Linked DNA regions of Homo sapiens: all the other regions are linked to region 1. A link is a contact called in ENCODE Hi-C or POLR2A ChIA-PET data. All regions are on one chromosome and are shown on one strand. The core of a region is the stretch at or near the end of the contact, and the rest is flanking DNA. Distances in the headings are between cores, read along the strand shown.

Region 1 (2,806 bases), core at 2-2,501:
AAATTTACTTTTTATTTAGGGATATATAGTAATTTTTACTGTCACTTTCTTGCAAAGGATGTAATACCATAAGCACTCTTGAATATATTTGGAAGTATTTTTCCTGAGAGGTAGCAATTAATTCAGGGAACGAAATATTAGAAGATTGGTTTTACCAGTTCTCTATGCTATGAAAGCACACATTACGAATTAAAACATGGTATTCATTAACACAAGTTTGAACTAGGTAAGTATGTTCATTTCTCTTTCCACATTTTCAGAATTATGCCTCCGATTCTTTTGGCATACCAGCGTGTTTCAAAGGCAAATGTCATCTTTATCACGACCACCCTGCCTACACAGATTGTGGGTTTCCTAGGCCACACGTACCAGGAAAGTCATTTAAATGGCACATTGTAGTATCTAGGAAGAAATGTTCCTTTCCCTTTGGTTGAATTGACTGTTAAGCGGGGGGAAAATACCCAGAAATCTCAAGGACTGAATTTCTTCATAAAACTAAACATGTCTCCATTTATTCTTAGGCATGGTGACTCTAATACTTTCATTTTCCCCTTCTGTATTATTTAGAAAGAGTAATTCAATTTCCCCAATACTTCAGAATCCTGATGGAGTGTCAGATCTTCAATAACTTAACTTGTTCTGTCATTTTATTAAATTAGGGAAAAAAATAACCATTTGCTACTTTTGATTGCATTTTAGAATCTATAAGAAAGTGCTAAGTTTCTCTGTGGCTCCTGCGTGTCCTCAGTTAATATCAAATTGTCCCCAGCTTGAATCATTTCCCATGATTCAGAAAATCATTTTTCTTCTGCCCCTAAGGATACAAATTGGAAATAAAGTGATAAAACTTGGAAGAAATGCAATAAAACATCCCTAGGAAGCTTGAGAATCTTAGATGAAGCAGTTGGTGAGTTTAAGATCTTGCCCAGATGTGCTGAAAATATCCTTTCCACACAGTAAAAATATTCACTGCCTTCTTAAATTCAGTGACGTTTTTCTTTTTCTTTCTTTCTTTTTTTTTCTTTTTCTTTTCCTTTTTTTTTTTTTTTTTTTTGACAGAAAGGCAGCTGCTGTTCTTGCTGGCAGATGATAGCACTGGTTCCAAGGAAATCAGAATGCTTGCTGCCTTTGAGGCTGATGCAATGGGGAGGTCTAGCAACTTCTTTATACCCTGGCTTAAAAGGACTTTCTCCCAACACATTCCTATCCCTAAAGAACATCCCTGCTTTCCTTTCCAGGGCATTTCTTTCTCTCCAAGCCAGCCAGACGGTTCTCTGCCAGGGCCCATAGCCCTGCACTGACATTAACCAGAGCTGAGTCCGCCCTGCAGTCCTGCTCCTCTCTCACATTCAGTACTCGTTTTTACAGGAAAGAAAAGCTCATGTGTGCTAAGTCAAGCATTTTTAAAAAGAAAAAGGAGTTTGAAAGATTCATTTCACAAATGCTATTTCCTTTGCACTTGTTCCACCCGCCCCCCGCCCACAATTCTTAAGGGCAGGTGCACCAGAAACCATGATGTTTATGGCATTCTCTCTCATCCAGTAACTCCCAAACCAAACTGAAAAGATGCCAGACAGTCTTCCCTGTATACCATGGTTTCTTTCAGGGTTTTTGATACTGAATGAGAAAATGATGATGTGTGGGTTAGAGTCAGACTGAAACTGGGCCATCGGCTCCTTGTCTGAGGAAATGTCGTGTCCTGGCGGAGGGAGCGTGGAACCGCTTTCTGGCCTGAGCTGGGCTCTTGGGACAGAGTTGGCAAATGGCTTCACTTCTCTGGGTCTCAGATTTTCCCTCATGAAGTAGGAGGAATGGGGAGCACTAGATGGAAGCAGGCAGATAACTTCTGGAGCTGAGGCTGGCGTCCGCCTAGGGCCCCGGGCCCCACCCGCACGGGTAAGCTGAGCCTCTGAGGGGGTCTGCGATGGGACTCACATGAGCCACACAACACCCCCGTTCTCCTGCCGATATCCGCCCACACTCTGGGAGCTCCTGGGGGCAGGAACAGCCTTATATCTCCCCCCACCCCCAACAGCACCAGGCACATCTCTGTTGTCTATAAGGTGTCGATCTAACATATCCACAGCCTAGCCCCTGTTGTAGGAGTAAGGATATCAGGGGTAGGATACCTACCACACTGTGTCCTAGCAGCCTGGTTGCTCATCTGTCTTTCCAATTACTCTCATCTCCAGAAGCTAGCATGGTGCCTAGCTCTGGGTGCCATTCAGTAAGTTCCACAAAGACCAAGAATGAGCTCCTATACTTAGGAAGTTTCTGCTGCGTACCAGCCACCATCTCACCATTTCATTTAATGCAACAATCCTAGGACATCAACTCTATGATTGTTCCCACTTTCCAGATGAGAAGCCCGGTGCTTAAGAGGTTCACATTGTGCCTATGATGCACAGCTTTTGAGCAGAGCCAGGATGCAAATCAGGCCCATCAGCCTCTAGAATGTGCACCTTCACCCCCACAGTGAGGGAATGAAGCTGCCTTGTTCCATTAAGGTGATGGAGGGAGGATGGAGGAGCAGAGAGACCGCAAGAAGCCAGGGGCCTGACAGGCACCTATGCCCTGGAAGCCTGATTCACCTCTGGACTTTCAAGTTACACAAGCAGGTAAATGTCTTTATCCTTTAAGCCATTTTTGACTGACTTTTGACTGTTTGCAACAAAAGCACCAGCAAGCTGGATATGAGATTCCTCATCCACCACTACCTCCTCTGCTTACAGATTATTTATAGATGTGCTTCTTTTCTGGAGAAAAATATTCTTTAATGAAATTTTCATTGATATTTATCTTACAC
Region 2 (2,700 bases), core at 191-2,690, 170 kb before region 1:
TGCAAAGAAAAAATTCTAGGCTCCAAGAACACATTAGTAAATGACAATGCAGGATTCAAACCCAGTATAGTAAAATACTCAATACTTATATAGTATGCTAGGTAAAAACAATTTAATTTTACACAGTGGTGAAGTCACTAATTTTCTCCAAGGAAAATTATATAAGAGAAAGCCCTTTGGAGGCTTTTTCACAAGATGATATCATCATCATCATCATTGGTATATGGATCTTTTTGAGATAAACATGTTTATTCATTCATTAATTTAACAAGTGTTTACTGTGCATCATTATCAAGGCATGACACTAGGTTTTACAGAAGATGCAAATATGACTTCCTATAACAACTTAGGATCTAGCAAGGTAGAGGAAATAAAAGATGAAAGGAATTTGATAAATATCACAGGAAAGGTGGGAAAAAAAGTGTTAAAAAGTTCACATTAAAACTGCAAAGTTCATATTCCCTTTGGGAAGTGGGGAGCTTTAGTGGAAATGGTAACAATTGGAAAACCAAAAATTAAAAATAGACAAGGGGGGTAAGATAAAATGATAGATTAGTATCAAGATACCAGGACTCCTGAAGCAGGACATATTGCTACCTTAAGATTATTAACAAACTAGTTCCCATGGATTTAGATCCTTTCTGTAATCATAGCTAGAAACTGGTGTTCTTATAGGTAGTATCGCAGAAGGCTGTACTGTACTCAATACTTCCTGTATATGGATAGGAAAGGTTTGGATGGTCATCTGTCACAAGAGTAACAATGTTTAGGAGTAGCTTGGACACTGGTCATTGATTCACTTTTATTGGTGCTTGTAATGTCAGTATGTTGACATCATTGTGCAGCCCTTATCAGATTGTGAACACCAAGAGTACCCCAACTGCTGGCCCGCGAGCTGTTTACAAATATCATACCGGCTTTTATCGATGATAGTGGCCTTTAAAATCTGGAGTTCAGAGTGGCACAAAATGTGTTTCTAATGCAAACGACTCTCCTTCCCACGTGCACCTCTTTGATCAAGTTTGTGGCTGAAATCAGACTCTAGTTAGATCGCTGTAAAAATAAAAATAAATTTTCCCCAAATGATTGAAACGAATTTCACCCTAGACTACGAGTCCCATCATGCAACGCTCCCATATTCCCACCGTGTGGGGCGGAGTCGTAGAAGGGGCGGCAGCGGCGGCGGCCTGTGCATTCTGGGTATTGTAGTCTGGGGCCCGGCCACCGCTGGGGCTGGTTCCACGTGGTGCATTTGGCGGCAGCTTTGGGCAGTGGCTCCCCTGCTCCCTCCACACGGTCCTCAGGGTGCCAGCGCCAGCAGGGGCGGCCAGCCACCGCGGGAGCGGGCTAGAGTGTGGCCCGGAGGCAGCCCGAGGCTTCGCGACGTTTTTGCGACAGCCGCGGCCGTGTTCCGCGAGTGCCCTCCCTCCTCCTCTCTTTGAGGAGGTACCGGCTGTTGTGCGGCTCTGCCCTTCTGTTTGAGTGTATGGGAGAGTGAGTGAGTGAGTGAGTGTGAGCGTGTGTGTGAGAGCGTGAGGCGTGAGTGCGCGTGTGAGAGGACGAGAGCCCGCCTGGCCGCCCCGCCGCTCCCGCCGCAGCAGGAGCAGAACGCGCGGCCGGAGAGAGCGGCGGAGCCGGCGCCCAGGGAGCCCGCGGGGACAAGGGCAGAGACACCGCTCCCCACCCCCAGCCCTCGTCCCTCGGCTCTCCTTCGCCGGGGGATCCTCCCCGTTCCTCCACCCCCGGCCGGCCTCTGCCCCGCCGTCCCCCTGGATGTCCCTGGCGCTTTCGCGGGGCCTCCTCCTGCTCTTGCCGCATCAGTCGGGCTGGTGCTGCGGCCGGCGGGCGTAGAGCGGGCGGGTTCCCGGGGGCTGCGGCTGCCCGTGCTTCCCCGGTCCCCACCCCTGCCCCCCGGCCCCCCGACCCAGCTCTCCGGCCTCAGAGGCTGTGACAATGGACTATGACTTTAAAGTGAAGCTGAGCAGCGAGCGGGAGCGGGTCGAGGACCTGTTTGAATACGAGGGCTGCAAAGTTGGCCGAGGCACTTATGGTCACGTCTACAAAGCCAAGAGGAAAGATGGGTGAGTGTGTGTGTCTGGGCCGGTGTCCGCGCTGGGCGGCGCTCCCGCAGGCCGAGGCAGGTAGCCCGGAGGGAGAGCGGGCCGCCGGGGTGCCGGGCTCTGACTTCCTCGACGCCGGCCTCTGGCTCCGCCAGCCAGGTTTGGGGAGGAAGTGGTGTACGAGGGATCCAAACCCACGAGAAATCCTGCGTGCCGCGTCTGTGTTCTGCTCTGGTGGTAAGAGGCAAGATGAGCCTCTGCACCGTGGGCTGTATACTTTTCAAGGATTTCAAAGCTGATTCATGAAAAAATTCGTTCTAAAACGCCGGGTTAAATGTTTTTTGTTTTTTTTTTTCCTTGGTCGATTTATTATGGTAACCTTCTGGGGATTTCCTCACCCGCCTCTGGAGTGTCATCCATCGGTCTAGAAGGAAGGCTGTGATCCTTTCCCCCACCAGTTTGTGATCGATTTTTTATCAAATTTGTATTTTATTTGAGGAAAGGAAGGCAGCGAGTGAATGTGGTTCTGGAGAGAGTTCCCCATAGTGATCATCTGCAACATAAATGTTGCAATTGCTATTTAGATATTATTAGCTGTGAATTTTTACATAGAACAATGGGGGTTTGGTGCAGGGTGGGT
Region 3 (2,700 bases), core at 161-2,660, 240 kb before region 1:
TTTTCAAATTATTTTTTGTACAGATGGGATCTCACTATGCTGCCCACGCTGGTCTCGAACTAATGGGCTCAAGCTATCTGACCGCCTCGGCCTCCAAAAGTGCTGGAGTTACAGGCATGAGCCATCATCCCCGACCAAGGTATTATTTTTATTTTAGCTTTTTAAAATTTCTATTTGGTGTGCTCTTTGTAATAATACATAAATATATATATGAGCATGCATTACATTTTTATAACTTATAAATAAATACATATACATATACATTTGAAGTGCATTTTTTTTAAAAAAAGTTGTTACTTGGCTGGGCACAGTGGCTCACGCCTGTAATCCCAGCACTTTGGGAGGCCGAGGTGGGCGGATCACGAGGTCAAGAGATCGAGACTATCCTGGCCAACATGGTGAAACCCCGTCTCTACTAAAAATACAAAAAATTAGCCTGGCGTGGTGGCAGGCGCCTGTTATCACAGCTACTTGGGAGGCTGAGGCAGGAGAATCGCTTGAACCCGGGAGGCGGAGGTTGCAGTGAGCCGAGATCGTGCCACTGCACTCCAGCCTGGGCAAAACGAGCGAAACCCTGTCTCAAAAAAAAGTTGTTACTTAAAGTAATGCATTGTCAACAGAAGTGTAGAGGCCATGATTCTAAACTTGTGTTCTCTACGCCTAACTACGAACCTTGTGCCTTTCCAAAACCAAAGGTCACACTTCTGGAAAGTTCCTTCCTCCCTCACATTCAATATCTATTTAGAGAACACACACTATGTCCTAGCTTCTGCTAGGTTCTGAAAATACAGTAAGAGGCAAAAGAGCCATAGCCCCTCCCACCCCGTGCCCTTATGAAACTTGCAGTCTACATAAACATAGATATGAAACAAACACAAAATGTATGTTTTAACCCTAAAATGCGATAGGGAAGCCAGTCAGACGATTTACTCGGGAGTAAGAATTCAGGTCATTCACCAAGGCGCCCATGTCAAAGCTTCATCACCCGCCTCGCGGCCCTAAAACGTGTCAGAGTCATGATACACACAACGCAGAGGAAAAGTTCAAAAACAGATCTTAAAAAGAGAAGTGAAAGCAAGCGATCAAAACATTTCTGGAAATCTGACACATCTGGAGTGCCGTGTGGAGACGCCAGGGCGCGTGGAGCTTTGAGCAGTTAAAAACCCAGACCGGGAGGCCAGTGCGTGTGTAAGACCGCGTTTCTCTGCAAGGCTGTCCCGCGGCAGGAACGCGCTCGTTGGGCCGCAGAGCAAGAGCGGGACGCGCCGGGGGGCGTCTGCGTGGCACGTGGGCCCCGCAGCCAGTCGCGCTACCGACTGGCAGTCAGCGGAGACGCTTCGGAGCAGGTCTGTTAGGGCGCGCGCACACACATGCACGTGCACGAGCGCACGTACACGCGCACACCGCCAGCGCGGACCCTGACGGGGCCGAGCCTCGGAATTGGGCCTCCTCGGCCGCCGTCGTCTTCTCAGCTCTCACAGGGCCCGCAGCGGCGCTATACCTTCGGCCACAGGTAGCGCGTTCCTTCGCTGTGCTGACCGTCGATCCCGGGGGCGCTAGAGCGCCGGCTCCGGGGAGGGCAGGGAAGCGTCAGGGACCTTTCTTCTTCTTTTTTTTTTTTTCTTTTTTTGAGACGGAGTCTCGTTCTGTCGCCCAGGCTGGAGTGTAGTGGCGCGATCTCGGCTCACTGCAATTTCCGCCTCCCAGGTTCACGCCATTCTCCTGCCTCAGCCTCCCGAGTAGCTGGGACTACAGGCGCCCGCCACCACGCCCGGCTAATTTTGTGTATTTTTAGTAGAGACGGGGTTTCACCGTGTTAGCCAGGATGGTCTCGATCTCCTGACTTCGTGATCCACCCACCTCGGCCTCCCAAAGTGCTGAGATTACAGGCATGAGCCACCGCGCCCGGCAAGCGTCAGGGACCTTTCTAGAGCCTTGCTTGGCCTGAGGTCCGGGACTGGGGCTGTCCCCGCTTCCTGTTTCTGCCATCAGTGGGGCCACAGGCCTGAAGACGGCTTGTACCGCCACCTTGGGCGCCTCTGCTCCTGGCTGCGACGTGGGGCGTCCTAGCCTTCGGACCGGGAACCTGATAGGAGACGAATAGAAAGGGGGAAAGCCCTGGAAAATTAAGCCGGCACAAGAAGGGGGAAACGTTTGGAGGTCAGGCAAGGCTGATGGCCTTGGGGATCGCGGAGCAGGAGGCTTACTGGGATGTCCAGTGTGAGAATGTCAGCCCGTGAGCTCTGGTGTGCAAGAAAAATGCCTCTTTTCTGGATTTCAGGTGAATTTCTGACTCCTCTGGGCTACATACGACCACCCTTCCCTGGCCCCCTCTGGTGAACTGGTTATAAAAGAAAAATTACCCTAGTTCTTCCTGCGGTCCCCTCCCCAGGGATTAGGCCAAGTTCTGGAAGCTTATTGGGTGACTTAGTGGGTATGTTAATGGTTAAGTAACGTACCCAAGGTCTTATTGCCAATCAGTGGCAAAGTCAGGATTCAAATGCAGATCTCTTGGACTCCAGAGGCTGGAGTTTATTAAATGTTTAGCCCCAGCTCTATTTGATTTTGGGGGTTTTTTAAGACAGTCTCTATCTGTTGCCCAGGATGGAGTGCAGTGGTGCAATCTTAGCTCACTGCAGCCTTGAACTGTTGGGCTTAAGCAGTCCTCCTGCCTCAGCCTCCCAACTAGCTGGGACTACA

Evidence for each region. Hi-C counts contacts between places; a loop is a spot of excess contacts on that map. ChIA-PET counts read pairs that join two places held with the same protein, here RNA polymerase II (POLR2A). Pooled maps may share reads with other maps.
Region 2: a map of ascending aorta shows a loop between it and region 1 (2.8-fold over the local background). The contact joins the promoter of CDK8 here to the enhancer-like site in region 1. A Hi-C loop is called at or near these places in 5 of 168 maps with a recorded cell type or tissue (Caco-2, ascending aorta, endothelial cell of umbilical vein and 2 more) and 9 of 50 pooled maps.
Region 3: a pooled map shows a loop between it and region 1 (2.8-fold over the local background). The contact joins two enhancer-like sites. A Hi-C loop is called at or near these places in 6 of 50 pooled maps. POLR2A ChIA-PET finds 5 or more read pairs at or near these places in 2 of 52 experiments (Caco-2 and WTC11).

The regions. Positions count from the first base shown.
Region 1 is chr13:26,422,605-26,425,410 of GRCh38, forward strand. No RefSeq gene overlaps it. Among named protein-coding and RNA genes, the nearest start is that of WASF3, 130 kb to the right of the region's middle. RefSeq lists an enhancer at 1,888-2,413. Within about 2 kb of position 1,252, at least 8 of the 41 ENCODE cell types and tissues checked have a DNase peak (open chromatin) inside an H3K27ac peak, as active enhancers do; they include ascending aorta, where a contact is called at or near this core.
Region 2 is chr13:26,252,689-26,255,388 of GRCh38, forward strand. It overlaps CDK8 (cyclin dependent kinase 8), which reads left to right and starts at 1,441. Exons shown (of 13, transcript NM_001260.3): 1 at 1,441-2,081. The coding sequence starts at 1,954. RefSeq lists a silencer at 1,446-2,045.
Region 3 is chr13:26,185,166-26,187,865 of GRCh38, forward strand. It overlaps a transcript of RNF6 not described here. Among named protein-coding and RNA genes, the nearest start is that of RNF6, 36 kb to the right of the region's middle. RefSeq lists enhancers at 980-1,149, 1,200-1,249. Within about 2 kb of position 1,411, at least 34 of the 41 ENCODE cell types and tissues checked have a DNase peak (open chromatin) inside an H3K27ac peak, as active enhancers do.